Regions from separate parts of the Homo sapiens genome. Here region 2 is linked to region 1. Evidence: chromatin loops called from intact Hi-C (ENCODE). Cell type or tissue: adrenal gland. All regions are shown on one strand.

Region 1 (8,000 bases):
CTTTATAAATGAAGTATGATTCTTAACAGTCTGGTGCATCTCAATACCAAATGCCTGGTGAAAATTGGAATGAATTAGGAGTGACAAGGGGCTGGAGGGAAGCCTCATTCTGTGTCCCCTCCACACATTTTTTCTTTTTCAAATTCTTCCATCTTCTCTTTCTTCTATACCTGCCTAGGATTTTCTCTTCTCAGATTTTGTGCAGTTCTGGGAAGTCCTAATGTCTTTGATACATTTCTTGGTATCAAATTATGCATAATGGCGCCCCAGTGATCACACTCATCAGGCTAACTGGATTTTTCATTTGTGTGAAAGATAATGCCCAGAGCTCAGAATAAAGACTTTCTTCTGTGTAATAAAACTTATGGAAGTGTTGCATTCCCTTTTATTTGATTTGCTAGGTATGGCAGGATTTTATGTTTGCCTGTGCCCTTTATCCAACTGATCAGGGCTTCCTGGATTCAGTGACAGCAGAAGTTGCCTACCAGGTATGTTACTACCCTTCCAAGAAGAAATAAAACAAATAATATGTTTTAGTATTGCCTTTTGTTAAATCTTGCTTCATTTTGGTTTTTGTTCTCTACTAAATCCCATGAAAAATTACACAGCCAGGTAATTGACATCCTAGGTGATTGTACCCAGTGTCATGGCTTTACCATCATCTATTGGCTGATGACTCCCAGATTTATCCCCAGTCCTGATTTCTCTGCTGAATTCCTCTTTCTTATATCCAACTGCCTACCTGGTGCCTCTGCTTGGAGGTTTAACAGGCATCTGAAATGTAACATGTACAAACTAAACTTATATTGCACCCCCTCCCCAATCTTGCTTCTTCTGAAGTTTTCTCCATCTCAGCAAACAGCAACACCACTGTTTGAATTGCTCAGGAGAAAGTTTAAATTGATTATTGATTCCTTGATTTATTTTAGATTCCACATATTGACATTTATATTTATATTCACAGATATATAAATGCAAGGAAGTGATTATATGCTTTCTCTGCCTACTGAAAAGATCTAGAAATAATGCCCAACGTTGTAGTGTTGAGTATTCTTATATTGAAGTAATCTTTCCTGTTAAGAGAAAAGCTTCTTAGAGAAATGGCCGACTCCAGGTCTGGCACAGGAAATATATAAAATGATCCTGGATATCTTCTTTTCACAAATGGCAATGGTGTTAATATAATATTATCAACTGATAATTTTAGCCACAGATCTGAGGTTTATGAGCTGTGTGCTGAATATACTTATTTTTGCAGCAAGGTCTGTTTAGGGGATGATCATGCTTTGAAACACAGATTGCATTATATTTCCTCTCCCCTAAATATTAAGTGCATGGCATGGGTTTCCATGTAGAATCAGAGTGGGATGCTTGTCAATACATGAAAATTCTGAATTATGATGTACTCCCAAAATACAGTTTAGAAACCAACTTGTGAGTGTATCATATGCTAGTAAAATACTACTGAAACATCGGACTGATTCATTAGCATCCATTGGAAATGATCACTGCACCAGGAGATCACCCCTACCTTGTAAAGAGTTTGCAAGACTGTGGAGACATATTGAGTTTTTATAGTGCTCTGCAACATGTTAAAGAAGGAAACAAATCCATTTTCTCGGTAACCTCAGGTAAAGCTACAATGTGGATAATTATTGACTCTGATTTCAATTTCTCATGTCCAACTGTCTGCCAGATTTTTTGTAATGTTGATATACAAAGAACAAATATTTTGATATTTCTTCTTGAATGGTGAGTCTGCAACCTTAGGGAGGTCACTTTACCTCTTGAGCCTCAATTTCTGTATCTATAACTCTAGTATGATGTCACTCCTCATGAAACTGTTTCAAAAATTAAATAGGATAATACGTGTAAGTCATGCAGTTCAAAAGAAATAACAAATAATAGCAGCTGTCACACTAACTCAGCGTGTCTTCAAAGTACATCTATTATCTTTTCCCCAGTGCACTCTTTCAAGATTTTTCTTTTTAGCAGGAAATATGAAAGTCATTGATACTTTCTTCTTTCTCACCTCCCACATCCATCTGGTTTTAAGTTGAGACAATTTTTTGATATCAATGTTACTAGTATTTGTATTTACTTTCTCACCCCCGTGCTTACTACTCTAATTCAAATCCTATTTTTCCCTCTCCTCAATCATTGCATTTGTTTTCTGATTGGACTCCCTAGCATTGGTCTCTTTCAATATGTGCATACTCAACAGAGCTGCCAAAGTCATCTTCCACTGACACATTTTAAGTCATACCACATTCCTGCTCAGAACCCTGATCCTGGAATATCTCAACATGCAGATAACAAGGAAGCTATCAAAGTTATGTCAAAAGGATTTTGAGAGACTCTGAACAACCAAAAGGGGGACAATTTGAGATTCAATAAAGATAAGGATGTCAATGAATTGAATCCATCAAGTGTGTTAAAATCTAGAGTTCATATTATAGTGTCTGCAGATGTATATTTTGTGAAAAACCATACAGAAATGCAAGGAAGCGATTTCTATTACACTATGATACTCTAGATAGTGGTTACTTTTGGAAGGAGGAAGGGGCTGTGATTAGGAAGAGGCACGTGGATGGCTTCCGGCCTGGCTGCACTGGGTGGTGGCTACAAGGGTGATTGCCTTATGATAATTGACCGTGTCATAATTTGTTTTCTGTAACTGTGTTTCATTTTAAAATAAAAGGTTTAAAAAGTACAATCGAACTCCTTCCCTAGCCAACACTTCCCCTGAGGTGGCTTCTTGACCTCTGGGTAAGGTGTAAGATCCTCTTAATGCGGGACTCCGGCCAGCTGGTGTCTGCACCTGTTCAGGCACCATCTCCATCTTGCTGTCTATGTCCTGGAACATCTTCCCCATCCACTGCCCTTGTGAGCCACCTCCTTTGTTCTCCTTTGGCCCCTCTTACCTTAAGCATGGGAAAAATCTTTTGCCTTTTGAGACACACATCACACTTTGAATTACTTGTTCAAGGATTTGTCACCTCTGCAAGATTGTCATCTCCCTGAGGCCTAGGACTCATTCCCCTCTGCGTCCCCACTCTGTGGATTATTCACAAAGTGGATAGATGAATGGATGAATGAATAACTGTAAACATATTAATTGTAGTTACACAGGTTGCAAGCATTTCAGTTTTATTTTTAGTTTTCTTTCGTATAAATAATTAAAATCTAACATTTATGTATCTTCAGTTCTTTGATGCATTATTAAAGATAAGGAGAGCCATTGCATGCAAAGTTTGTTAAAATTTTAAAGTAAAGCTTACCATAAAACTCTAAGTCAGCTTGAGGGTTGTGTGTAACACGGTGCTACTGAAGCTTTTTGCCACTTCAGGATTTATATTTGTATTTTCATCAGTGGCATAAATATGTCAGTCACAGTTGGTAGCAGCTGTCCCTTTCTTGGGCATGTACAAAGACAAAAAAAGGAAATAGTGTTTATATGGCTGGCTGAGAAAAACACAAGACTTAATTTTTTTAAAAATGAAATATATCTCTTTAATATACCTTCAGTGCATCTCTATTTCATCTATGTGAGTTTCTGAGCTTCTTGAATGGAGAACACATTGAGAGCATCAGTGGGGGGCAATCAGTGTAATCATGCATCACAGCGAAGGTGAACCTATAAATATCAATGAGGTAACATTGCCAAAACATGTTCCAAAAGAATTTTTCTTGACCATTGACTCACTCTGCCATTCTCAGAGGAATTTAATTGCTCTCTACTGGGGCACATGTCCTAGTGTATTAGAAGAAGGGACATGTCTGAATCTGTCCAGTGCAAACATAACACAAGTGGATCCTTTTGTCTTTATGTAGGGCCAGCCCAGATGAGCTCAGTTTATGCAGGCCTCGTGTGGCACGGTTTTCAGGTAGATTCTCTAATTTTCCCTTTTATATTTAGGTACATTCAGTAACTTAATGTTAGTTGATTTCTCAGGACACGACATTGATAGTTATTTCAGGAGACATCAACCCTGATTGCCCTAATCTGTTTTCCTTTAGAGTATTCCATATTTGTCTTTAACTGCCAGCATACCTCTAGTACTCACTTGCTTTGTAAAACCTTCTCTAGTTCCCCTTCTGGTTTTCTGATCTCAGTGAGGACTGCATAGGAACCTCCGTCCTTCTTTCAGTGGTAGTGTTTGCTTTGCTTCATTTATTTCTTCACACAGAACTCCAATTTGTCCAATTTGCTCTTAAGAACCAATCCCCAAAATATAATGTCTCCTGCCTTTTGTATTTCCTGAAAGTTTTCTTTGTGGCAATCCACAGAGTGAAGAGTTTATTCATTCCCCTTTTCTTTCTCTTTCTAAAAAAGGGATTATATTATCTTCAGTTTTTATATAGCAGAGAAGAGAAACCCTATGTATCAGTGTTTATAAAATCTAGTTAAAAAGAATCTCAGAGATTTCTTAAAATGTATTCCTGCAGCTAACATGACTAGCCATTTTCAAATTAGGTTTTTGGCACATAAGAATTTATGTGCAGAAATGCAAGGGCTTTAATTTTATGAGTAATTATAGCTCTGAATTTTTTATGTTAACTCTTTGAAAATCATTTTATGTTTTCTTAATTTTCAGATCAAGAGACTGAAATCTCATCCTTCTATCATCATATGGAGTGGCAATAATGAAAATGAGGAGGCGCTGATGATGAATTGGTATCATATCAGTTTCACTGACCGGCCAATCTACATCAAGGACTATGTGACACTCTATGTGAAAAACATCAGAGAGCTCGTACTGGCAGTAAGTAATGATTTTTAATGCAGTAGAATTTAAGAATGTATCTTTAGGGCTGGGCGTGGTGGCTCACGCCTGTAATCCCAGCACTTTGGGAGGCTGAGGCGGGCGGATCACAAGGTCAGGAGATCGAGACCACGGTGAAACCCCGTCTCTACTAAAAATACAAAAAAAATTAGCTGGGCGCGGTGGCGGGCGCCTGTAGTCCCAGCTACTCGGGAGGCTGAGGCAGGAGCATGGCGTGAACCCGGAAGGTAGAGCTTGCAGTGAGCCGAGATCGCGCCACTGCACTCCAGCCTGGGCGACAGGGCGAGACTCCGTCTCAAAAAAAAAAAAAAGAATGTATGTTTAAAGTGGATAAGTTTGAATACTGGTATAGTATGTTTTATGCCCCTTTTTAGGGCTGTCTTCAACAGTATCGTTTGAATACAGGGTATCCCATTGTAGTGCAGCAGCAGATGAAAGGATTCATGGGCTGTGGACTTTTTGGAGGATTAACTTCTCTGTGCAGCTCTCCACACATACACCAATGCAGTGCTTACAATGCTAGGTTGTCACATGCTCCTTGGAGTCCATCCGTGGATCCCAAAAAGTTTAGAATCTCTAGATTCGATGATTATTGATATGCCACTTCTAAAATTCTGTAATCGTATGTGTTAAAGTAGTAGACTTTGGTATATATCACATATGAATGTCCTGGTATGTGATTTAAGGGACAAAGAGAGATGAGAGAGCTGGTCTCCAACCCCGCTGTATGGCCCTTGCTCTATAGTGGTTCTCTTTGCACCACTGTTTGTCTAATTGGCATATTATACAGACATATGTTAATATAAATTGGCCTTTTTGTGAGAAAAAGCAGCATTTTTTTCAGTAATGCCTTCAAAAGTTTTAACTTTTGAAAAACTTTGTTTAACATGTGATTTAATAATCTGGTTGTCTTTACACTTTTGTGTCTGTAAATAGATGTTTTAAATATCTGGGTATATCCAGAAGCAATTTGAAAAGGCATCTATTTTTTAAAATAGTATGTGATATTAGCACCTAAACATGCCCAGTTTATGGCACTATTCCATTTATAGAAGAAACTTCATTGAGAATTCATGAAAAACATGGGTTCAAATTTATAGTTTACCTGATATACTAAGACATGTGTCATGAAGAATTTTTCTATTCACAAAATGTGATGATACAAATTTTAAAAAATATTTACAGAACACTTATTTTATAATCTTTTTATTCACAATATTGATATTATGTTTTTCATGTTTGATGGATTTATAGTTTCTGAGGGTTTTCATTTTATAGCATAGTGGTTAAGTATGCAGGCTTTGAAATCCTGGCTGGGCCACTTCCTGTCTATGTAACCTTGGGTGAGTTACTTAATCCTCCTTTTCCCATCTATAAAATTAGGTTAAAAATAGGAGCTAACTTTTAAGAGCTGTTATGTGGACTAAGTGAGATAATGGATGGAAGGCACATGACTCAGTCTGACGCATAGTAACTTTTTTTTTTTTAAAGTTAAAATATTTCTTTGGGGCAGGGGACAACACATTTCTGCTTAATGAAAAGAAATATTTTTACAGTCCAGAGCTCTTTTATTTTTTAAACACCTGTTATGCCATGCATTCATAGGGAACAGGTTCTAGAAACTCAGGCTCTGTTCCATTGGTTCTCACAGTGCACTTCTCTGGGTGGAGCCAGCTGTGCTTCCATTGAACTCAGGCTCCTTTCTCTTTGGCTTCCTTCTTTTTCTTTTCCTTTGTTTCCTTCTTGAGTTTTGGGGAGCTATCTTGGCTCCTAGAGTGCTTAATATGCTCAACACATTAATTATCTTGGCAACAATCTTGCACTTGTTTGTTTACAACAGTGCCAACAGCATGCTGGGTAGCACAGTAGACTCCTCTGGTTTTCCCACATTAACGTTTGTGGGGCATTCCTTTTTGAACCAGATGCATTTCCCTGATGTCTACATCACCTTTCTTGTAGATTCACATGTATATGGCCAAAGGAACAACTCCATATTTTCTAAAAGGCCTAGAGAATATCAGGTGCCTTTCCTCTTTCCCTTTGCGTGTCATCGTTGTAGTGAATTACTGAAAGATGGTGGTTCACAGTAACTTTTTTTTTTTTTTTTTTTTTGAGATGGAGTCTCATCTGTCTCATCTGTCACCAGGCTGGAGTGCAGTAGTGCGGTCTTGGCTCACTGCAAGCTCTGCCTCCTGGGTTCAAGCAATTCTCCCGAGTAGCCTCAGCCTCCCGAGTAGCTGGGATTACGGGCATGCACCACCACACCCAGCTAATTTTTGTATTTTTCATAGAGACAGGGTTTCAGCATGTTGGCCAGAATGGTCTCAATCTCCTGACCTCCTGCTCCACCCACCTCGGCCTCCGAAAGTGCTGGGATTACAGGTGTGAGCCACCACGCCTGGCCCACAGTAACCTTTTAATTAAAACTAGCCATCGTCATCATCATCATCATCATCCTTATTGCTTTTGTTCAACAAGGTAGATCTTCAGATACTTACACATTTTGATCATTAATTTTAACACTACATTCTTAAGCTTTAAAAAATTAGCTTCTTTGTGCCATTTCTTTTTTACCTCTGAAATGGAGATATGCCTTTCTTTTTAGGGACTTATTTATCTTAAAACGAGCCATGGGCAATAACTGATGTTTGTAAATTTTTTCAAAGATGAATAGTATTAAAAGCTACATAACCACTACTGCTTTTAGTTTCCATCAAAGTATTAGGCATCATAAAAAGGGAAAGTACCATAAATTGATTCATCTACAAATTGGCTGTAATGATTGGTTTCCTGCTGCACATGCTTTCTTTTTATGGCCATTCTCTTGGATCACCTTATGGTATTTCCTGGTCCAACTAAGGGTTTAAGGTCATGGCTTAGAAAGATGTCATCTGTGAGATTTGCAACAAATAACCACACCTCAAGAATAAAGGATTTATAAGTGGAAGGAAATTATAATGCATCGTCAAAGCCAGATATTTTTAGGTAGAGACTTGTTTGTAATTTTACTGCATGGCTCAGCGTGCCAAATTTCTCAAGAATCTCAAGGAATGAAGGGAAATCTGTCAAGCTTGATCAATCAAGGCCAATTGACTGGCCTTCTTCTTCAATGTTCTTCAAAGCCATTGTAGCAAAAATATTTTTAAACATTTAGTATCACCTATAGTTTCATCATACTTTTTAATATTTTTAAATTCACCCAACATCTACTGA
Region 2 (8,000 bases), 110 kb before region 1:
GGACCAAAAGAAAATATTTGTAATACATACATCTGACAAAGGATGTGTATCTAGGGGATGGAAAGAATTCTTACAACTCAGTAATAAAGATAACTCAGTTTTAAAATTTGTCAAAGTGACATTTGTAAGCAAAAAAAAGAAGCTCAACTTAAAACGCATACTTTATGCAAAAATTAACTCATGAACTTATATGTAAAATATAAAACCATAAAATGTTTAGGAAAAAATAGAAATTTCAGGACTTAGGACTAGCAAATAATTCTTTGACGTGACATACATCTTCCTCTTGCACAATCTGTAAAAGAAAAAATTGACAAATTGGATCCACTGTAAATGAGAAAGAGACTTAGGCAAACATTTTAGAAAAGAAAAAAATACAAATGACCAAAAAGCACATGAAATGGTAGTTACACAAGTATGTACATTTGCTAAAACTCATCAAATTGTACACTTAAGATGTGTGAATTTCAATGTATATAAACTAGTCTTCAATAAAAATAAATTTTAAAAAAGAATATTTTTATAAGTTGAACAGAGAAGCAATATTCATGTTGATAAAGATCAATTATTTCCCTTCCTACCTAACACTCACTGTCAGAATCATAACTGTGAGATTCAGAAAAACAAAGATAAAGAGGACACTCTAAAAGTTTCCAGGAAGAATTTCTAGTTCTTCTTAAAAAAAGAAAAGAAGGAAGGAAGGAGGGAAAGAAAAATAAGCAAATAAAGAAAGGGGGAAAAAATCAGACATCTCATCAGCCATAATGAAAGCTAGAATATGGTAGGGTAAAGGTCTTCAAGGTTTAAAAAAAAATAATTCCTCTTGAACCTAGAATTATTTACTCAGTCAAACTATCAACAAAGTGTAGTGTCAAAATAAATTCATTTTAAGACATAAAGGGATTCCTGAAATCTACATTACTCGTACCTTAAAATAATTTTTTCAAATTAAGATATAATTCACATACCATGAAGTCTACCATTTTAAAGGGTACAATTCAGTCGATGTTAATATATTCACGAGGTTGGGCAATCATCTCCAGTATCTCTTTCCAAAACATTTCATCACATTATAAACACCGTACCAATTAGCAGCCATTCCCATTCCTCCAATACCCAACCACTGGCAAGCACTTATCTCTTTTCTGTTTCTATGGATTTGCTTATTCTGTACATTTCCTATAAATGGAATCATACAATATGATGTCATTATCAGCATTCTATTTCTTTTAATGGCTGAATAATATTCCATTGCATGCATATATCACATTTTGTTTATACATGAGCCAATTAATAGACATTTGGGCTGTTTCTACTTTTTGGCTATTATAAATAATACTGCTGTGAAGATCTGTGCGCAACTTGTTGTGTGAGCCTATATGTTTAATTCTTTTGGGTATATATGTAGGATTGAAAGTTCTGGGTCATATAGTAACTCCACATTTAATTTTTTGAGGAACCACCAACCTCTTTTGCACAAAAGCCATACCATTTTACATTTCTACCAGTGATGTACAAGAATTCTAGTTTTTCTACATCCTCGCAAACACCTGTTATTGACCATATTTTTTATTATAGCCATCCTAGTGGGTGTGAAATGGTATGTCATTGTGGTTTTGATTGGCATTTCCCTAATGTTATGATCTGCTCCCACTCCCTGACCCCAATATTAATATGTTGAAATTCTAATACCTAAGGTGGTATTATTAGGGGTTGGAAAGCCTTTGAGATATGATTAGGTTATGAGGGCTCTACCCTATGAATGGTAATAGCGCCCTTATAAAGGAAGCCTGAGAAGTGCTCCTTTGTCCCCTCCATCATGTGAGGACACCATAAGAAGGTGCCATCGATGAAGCAGAAAGTGGGCTCTCACCACCCACTGAATCTGCTGGTGCCTTGATCTTAGACTTCCCACACTCCAGAACTGTGAGAAATAAATTTCTTTTGTTTATAAGCTATCCAGTTTATGGTATTTTGTTATAGCAGCCTGAATGGACCAAGGAGCCTAATAACTAATAATGTTGAGCATCTTTTTATGTGCTTAGTAGCCATGTATATGTTTTCTTTGGATAAATATTTATCCAAATCATTTGCTCATTTAAAAAAAAACTTTATAGAGCAATCTTAGATTCCCAGCAAAACTGAGTGGATAGTACATAATTCCAGTACACACCCTGCTCAGCACATGCAGACTCTGCTCCCCCACCGCCTGCTTCTTAATCAACATCCTTAGCAGAGTAATACATGTGTTACAATTTATGAACCTGCATTGATGTATCATTATCACCCAAAGTCCATAGTTAACATTAGATTTCTCTCTTGGTGTTTTACATTCTATGGATTTGGACAAATTATAATGACATGTATCCACCATTCTAGTATCACAGAGTATTTTCACTTCCCTAAAAATCCTCTGTGCTCCACCTGTTCATCCCTTCCTCCCTGCAATTTTTGGCAACTACTGATGTTTTTATTGTCTCCCATAGTTTTGCCTTTCCCAGATTGTCATATAGTTGGAATCATACAGTATGTAGACTTTCAGATAGGCTGCTTTCACTTAGTAATATGCACTTAAAGCCGGAGTGTAGTGGTGCAATCTTGGGTCACTGCAACCTCTGCCTCCCAGGTTCAAGCAATTCTCCCGCCTCAGCTTCCAAAGTAGCTGCAACTACAGGCATGGGCCACCACGCCTGGATAGCCCTCTTTTTTTTTTTTTTTTTTTTTTTTTGAGATGGAGTCTTGCTCTGTCACCCAGTCTGGAGTGCAGTGGCGCAATCTCGGCTCACTGCAACCTTCGTCTCCCGGGTTCAAGCAATTCTTCTGTCTCATCCTTCCAAGTAGCTGGGATTACAGCATGCATCACCACACCTGGCTAATTTTTGTATTTTTAGTAGAGATGAGGTTTCGCTATGTTGGTCAGATTGGTCTCAAACTCCTGACCTCAGGTGATCTGCCTGTCTCAGACTCCCAAAGTGCTGGGATTACAGGTGTGAGCGACTGAGCCCATTTTTTAAGTGCTGAATAATATTCCATTGTCTGGATGTACCAGACACCTGGTTTATCCATTCACCTACTGAAGGAAATCTTGGTTGCTTCCAGATTTTGGCAATTATGGCTAAAGCTCTTATAAACATCCATGTGCAGGTTTTTGGATGGATATATATTTTCAGCTCCTTTGTGTAAATACCAAGGAATCCAAATACTGGATCATATGGCATATTAGTCAAGATTCTCCAGAGAAACAGAACCAGTAGGATGTATATACATTATAAAGAGATTTATTATAAGAAATTAGCTCACACAATTACAGAGGTGGTAAGTCCAAAATCTGTAGAGCTAATGTTCCAGTTTGAGTCCAAAGGCTGGCAGGCTGCTGTAGAACCAGGAAGAGACAGTATTCCAGTCTGAAGCCTGTCAGGCAGAAGAGTTGTCTCTTCCTTCAGAGAGGGTCAATCTTTTGCTCTATTCAGGTCTTCAACTGATTGGATGAGGCCTATCCACATTACGGAGGGCAATCTGCTTTACTTGGTCTACCAACTTAAATAGTACCCTCATCCCAAAACACCTTCACAGAAACACCCAGAATAATGTTTGACTAAATATCTGGTCAACCCATGACCGAGTCAAGTTGATACATAAAACTAATGATCACATGTGCTAAGAGTATGCTTAGGTTTTGTAAAGAAGTGCCAAACTGTCTTCCGAAGTGGCTTTATCATTTGGCATTCCCACCAGCAATGAATGACAGTTTCTGTTCCTCCACATCCTCACCAGCATTTGCTGTTGACAGCCTTTGGGATAATGGCCATTCTAATAGGTATGTAGTGGTATCTCATTTTGTTTTCATTTGCAATTTCTCTTATGATGTATGCTTATTTTTATATAATTATTTGCCACCTGTATATCTTCTTTAGTGAGGTGTCTGTTGAGATTTTTTTGTTCATTTTCTTATGGCTTAGTTTTAAGTGTTCTTTGTATATTTTGGATACCTGTCGCCCATAAACACTGTAGACTTAGGGTATATTAAATTTATGAAAAATATTTTTTGTTTCTTCAATAATAAATTAACCTTAGCTTACTGTAACATTTTAACTTTATAAATGTTTTAATTTTTCAACTTGTTAACTCTCTTGTAAATAACAATTAGCTTAAAACACAAACACACTGTATAGCTATACAAAAATATTTTCTTTAAACTCATATTCTATACGATATTTTCTATTTTTTTAAATTTTTGTTTTATTTTTTCTTTTTAAAGATGTTATTTAAAACTAAGACACAAACACAAGCATTAACCTACATAGTTAGTTCTGCATAGTTCTAGTTCTACATAGGGCCAGGATCATCGATATCACTGTCTCCCACCTCCACATCTTGTTCCACTGTAAGGTCTTCAAGTGCAATAACACACCTGGAGCTGTCATCTCCTGTGATAACAATGCCTTCTTCTGGAATACCTCCTGAAGGACCTGCCTGAGACTGTTTTATAGTTAACTTTCTTTAAAAAAGTAAGTAGAGGCTGGGCGCGGTGGCTCACGCCTGTAATCCCAGCACTTTTGGAGGCCGAGGCGGGCGGATCACAAGGTCAGGAGATCGAGACCATCCTGGCTAACACGGTGAAACCCTGTCTCTACTAAAAAAAATACAAAAAATTAGGCGGGTGTGGTGGCGGGCGCCTGTAGTCCCAGCTACTTGGGAGGCTGAGGCGGGAGAATGGCGTGAACTCGGGAGGCAGAGCTTGCAGTGAGCCAAGATCACCCCACTGCACTCCAGCCTGGGCGACAAAGCAATACTCCATCTCAAAAAAAAAAAAAAAAAAAAAAGTAAATAGAAGTAGTACACCGTAAAATAATGATAAAAAGTATAGTATAGCAAATACATAAACCAATAGCATAGTCATTTATTAGTAAGTATTATGCACTGTATATAACTGAGTGCTATACTTTTATATGCATGGCAGCACAGTAGGTTTGTTTACACCAGCATCACCATAAACATGAGTAATGTGTTGCACTATGACATTACAGTCGCTACAACCTCACTAGGCAATAGGAGTTTTTCTTCCCCATTGCAATTTTATGGAACCACCGTTGTATATGTAATCTGTCATTGACTGAAAAGTTGTCAAGTGGCACATGACTGTATTTCCTTTCCTAGTCTTTGTGCATTAGCTAGGGTTTCCAGTACGATGGTGAAAAGGAGTTGTGATAGGACACATCTTGCCCTGTTTGTGATCTTAGCAATAAAGTTTTCTAGCTTCTCGCCATTAAATATGATGTTAGTTGTAGTTTTTTTATTTTACTTCTTATAATCAAGTTGAGGAGGTTCACTTCCATTTCTAGTTTGCTGAGAGTTTTTGTCATGAATGGCTGTTGGATTTTGTCAAATGCTTTTTCTTTATTTTCTTCATCTATTGATATGATCATGTGTTTTTTTTCTTCTTTAGCCTGTTGGTGTGATGAGTTGATTTTCAGATGTTGAACTAGCCTTGTATACCCAGAATGAATCCCACTTGGTCATAGTGTATAATTCTTTTTATATATTGTTGGATTCAATTTGCTAATTTTTTGTTGAGAAATTTTTCATGTATGTTCATGAGAGATATTGCTCTGGGTGAGTCTGTGGTTTTGTTTTGTTTTCTTTTTTTTTTTTTTTTTTTGAGATGGAGTCTCGTTCTTTCGCCCAGGCTGTAGTGCAGTGGCGCGATCTCGGCTCACTGCAAGCTCCGCCTCCCGGGTTCACGCCATTCTCCTGCCTCAGCCTCCCAACTAGCTGGGACCACAGGTGCCCGCCACCACGCCCGGCTAATTTCTTTGTATTTTTAGTAGAGACGGGGTTTCACCGTGTTAGCCAGGATAGTCTCAGTCTCCTGACCTCGTGATCTGCCCGCCTCGGCCTTCCAAAGTGTTGGGATTACAGGCGTGAGCCACTGTGCCCGGCTGTAGTTTTATTTTCATGTAATGTCTTTGTTTTATAATATGAGGGTAATATTGGCCCCATAGAATGAGTTAGCAAATATTCCCTCTGCTTCTGTCTTCTGGAAGAAATTGTAGAGAATTGGTATAATTTCTTCCTTAAATGTTTGGTAGAATTGTCTAGCAAACCATCTGGCCTGGTGCTTTCTGTTTTGCAAGATTATTGATTATTGACTCAATTTCTTTAATAGATATAGGCCTATTAAGATCGTCTATTTCTTCTTGTGTAACTTTTCAGCAGATTGTATCTTTCAAGGAATTGGCTATTTCATCTATGCTATCAAATGTGTGAACATAAATTTGCTCATAGTATTTCTTTTTTATCATTTTAATGTCTGATTGGGATCTGTAATGATGTTCCCTCTTTCATTTGTTATATGAATAATTTGTGTCTTCTCTCTTATTTTCTTAGCCTGGCTAGAGGCTTATCAATTTTACTGATCTTTTAAAAAAAACCAGCATTTGGTTTTGTTGATTTTCTCTATTGATTTCCTATTTTCTTGTAAAAATTTTTATTGAGGTAAAATATACATATGTAATTTACCATCTTTACCATTTTTAAGTGTAAAAGTCAGTAGTAATAAATGCATTCATATTTTTTTCTTACCCCCTCCTCCCTGATTTCCTTGAAAAATTTCATTATTTCTGCTTTAATTTTTATCGTTCCTTTCCTTCTGCTTACTTTGGATTTAATTGGTCTTTTCTAGCTTCCCAAGGTGAATGTTTTGATTACTGATTTTAGATCTTTCTTTTTTCCTAATACATGACTTTAATGCTGTAAATTTCTAAGCACTGCTTTGCGGGTCCCACACATTTTGATAAAATTGTTTTTTAATTAATGTATTAAAAATGTTTTAATTTATCTTGAGATTTCTTTGTTGACTTGTGTGTTATTTGGAATTGTGCTGTTTAATCATCCAGTATTTTGAGGTTTTCCAGCTTTCATTCTGTTATTGCTTTCTAGTTTAATTCCACATTTTGTAATTTATATTCTTTTAAATTTGTTAAGGTGTAATTTATGGCCCAAAGTATGGTCTATCTCAGTGAATGTTCTATGTGACCTACAGAAGAATGTGTATTCTGTTGTTGTTGGATGAAATGGTCTACAGCTGTCAACTATACCCAGTTGATTGATGGTATTGTTGAGTTCAACTTTGTCCTTACTGATTTTTTTGCCTGCTAGATCTCTCTATTACTGATGGAGGGCTGCTGAAGTCTCCAAATATATTAGTAGATTTATCTTTCTCTTCTTACAGTTCTCTCTGTTTTTGATTAATGTATTTTGATGTTCTGTTATTAATTAAGCACATACACATTATGGATTGTAAGGTCTTTTGGGAGAACTGACCCACTTATCATTATGTAATGTCCCTCTGTATCCTGATAATTTTCTTTGCTCTGAAGTGTGCTTTCTCTGAAATTAATATAGCTACTCACTTTTTAAAAAATTAATGTAAGTGTGGTATATCTTTGTCCTTCTTTTAAGTTTTAATCTAGATGTGTCTTTATAATGAAAATAGGTCACTTATAGACAACATATAGCTGGGTCTTATTGTTTTCATCTACTCCGACAATTGTCCTTTAACTGGTGTATTTAGACCATTGATAGAGTTGGATTAATATCTATAACATCTGACAATAACCACATTTGTTACTGTCTTTTTATTTCAATACTTTTTGGGGAACAGGTGATTTTTGGTTACATGGATAAGTTCTCTAGCAGTGATTTCTGAGATTTTGGTGCAACCATCACCCTGTTACTCTTTTCTGTTTGTTGCCCTTGTTCTTTGTTCTATCTTTGTCTTCCACTCTTCCTCTGCCTTTTGTGGTTTTAACTGAACATTTTATATAATCATATTTCTTAGCACATCAGTTGCATTCCTTTAAATTTTTTTTTCACTGGTTGCCCTAGAGTTTGCAGTATACATTTAGAGTGACTCCAAGTTCACTTAAACACATTTTTTCACTTTTATTTTAGATTCAGGAGGTATATGTGCAGGTTTGTTACAAGGGTATATTGTGTGA

Evidence for each region. Peaks named below come from ENCODE experiments on the same cell type or tissue, not always from the same donor. Only the 100,000 strongest peaks of a DNase experiment are listed, where the experiment ranks them.
Region 2: it touches region 1 in a loop (2.1-fold over the local background); 2 of 110 quality-filtered maps call a loop at or near these places.

The regions. Positions count from the first base shown.
Region 1 is chr4:102,661,451-102,669,450 of GRCh38, reverse strand. MANBA (mannosidase beta) reads left to right here. Exons shown (of 17, transcript NM_005908.4): 10 at 402-488; 11 at 4,599-4,766. It also overlaps the pseudogene RPL21P49. Among named protein-coding and RNA genes, the nearest start is that of MANBA, 96 kb to the left of the region's middle. In adrenal gland, no CTCF peak of the experiment used is centred here; no DNase peak of the experiment used is centred here.
Region 2 is chr4:102,770,192-102,778,191 of GRCh38, reverse strand. It overlaps LOC102723704 (a long non-coding RNA gene), which reads right to left and starts at 1,155. Exons shown (of 5, transcript NR_125932.1): 1 at 969-1,155; 2 at 1-295. LOC124900743 (a long non-coding RNA gene) reads left to right here. Exons shown (of 2, transcript XR_007058208.1): 2 at 1-106. In adrenal gland, no CTCF peak of the experiment used is centred here; no DNase peak of the experiment used is centred here.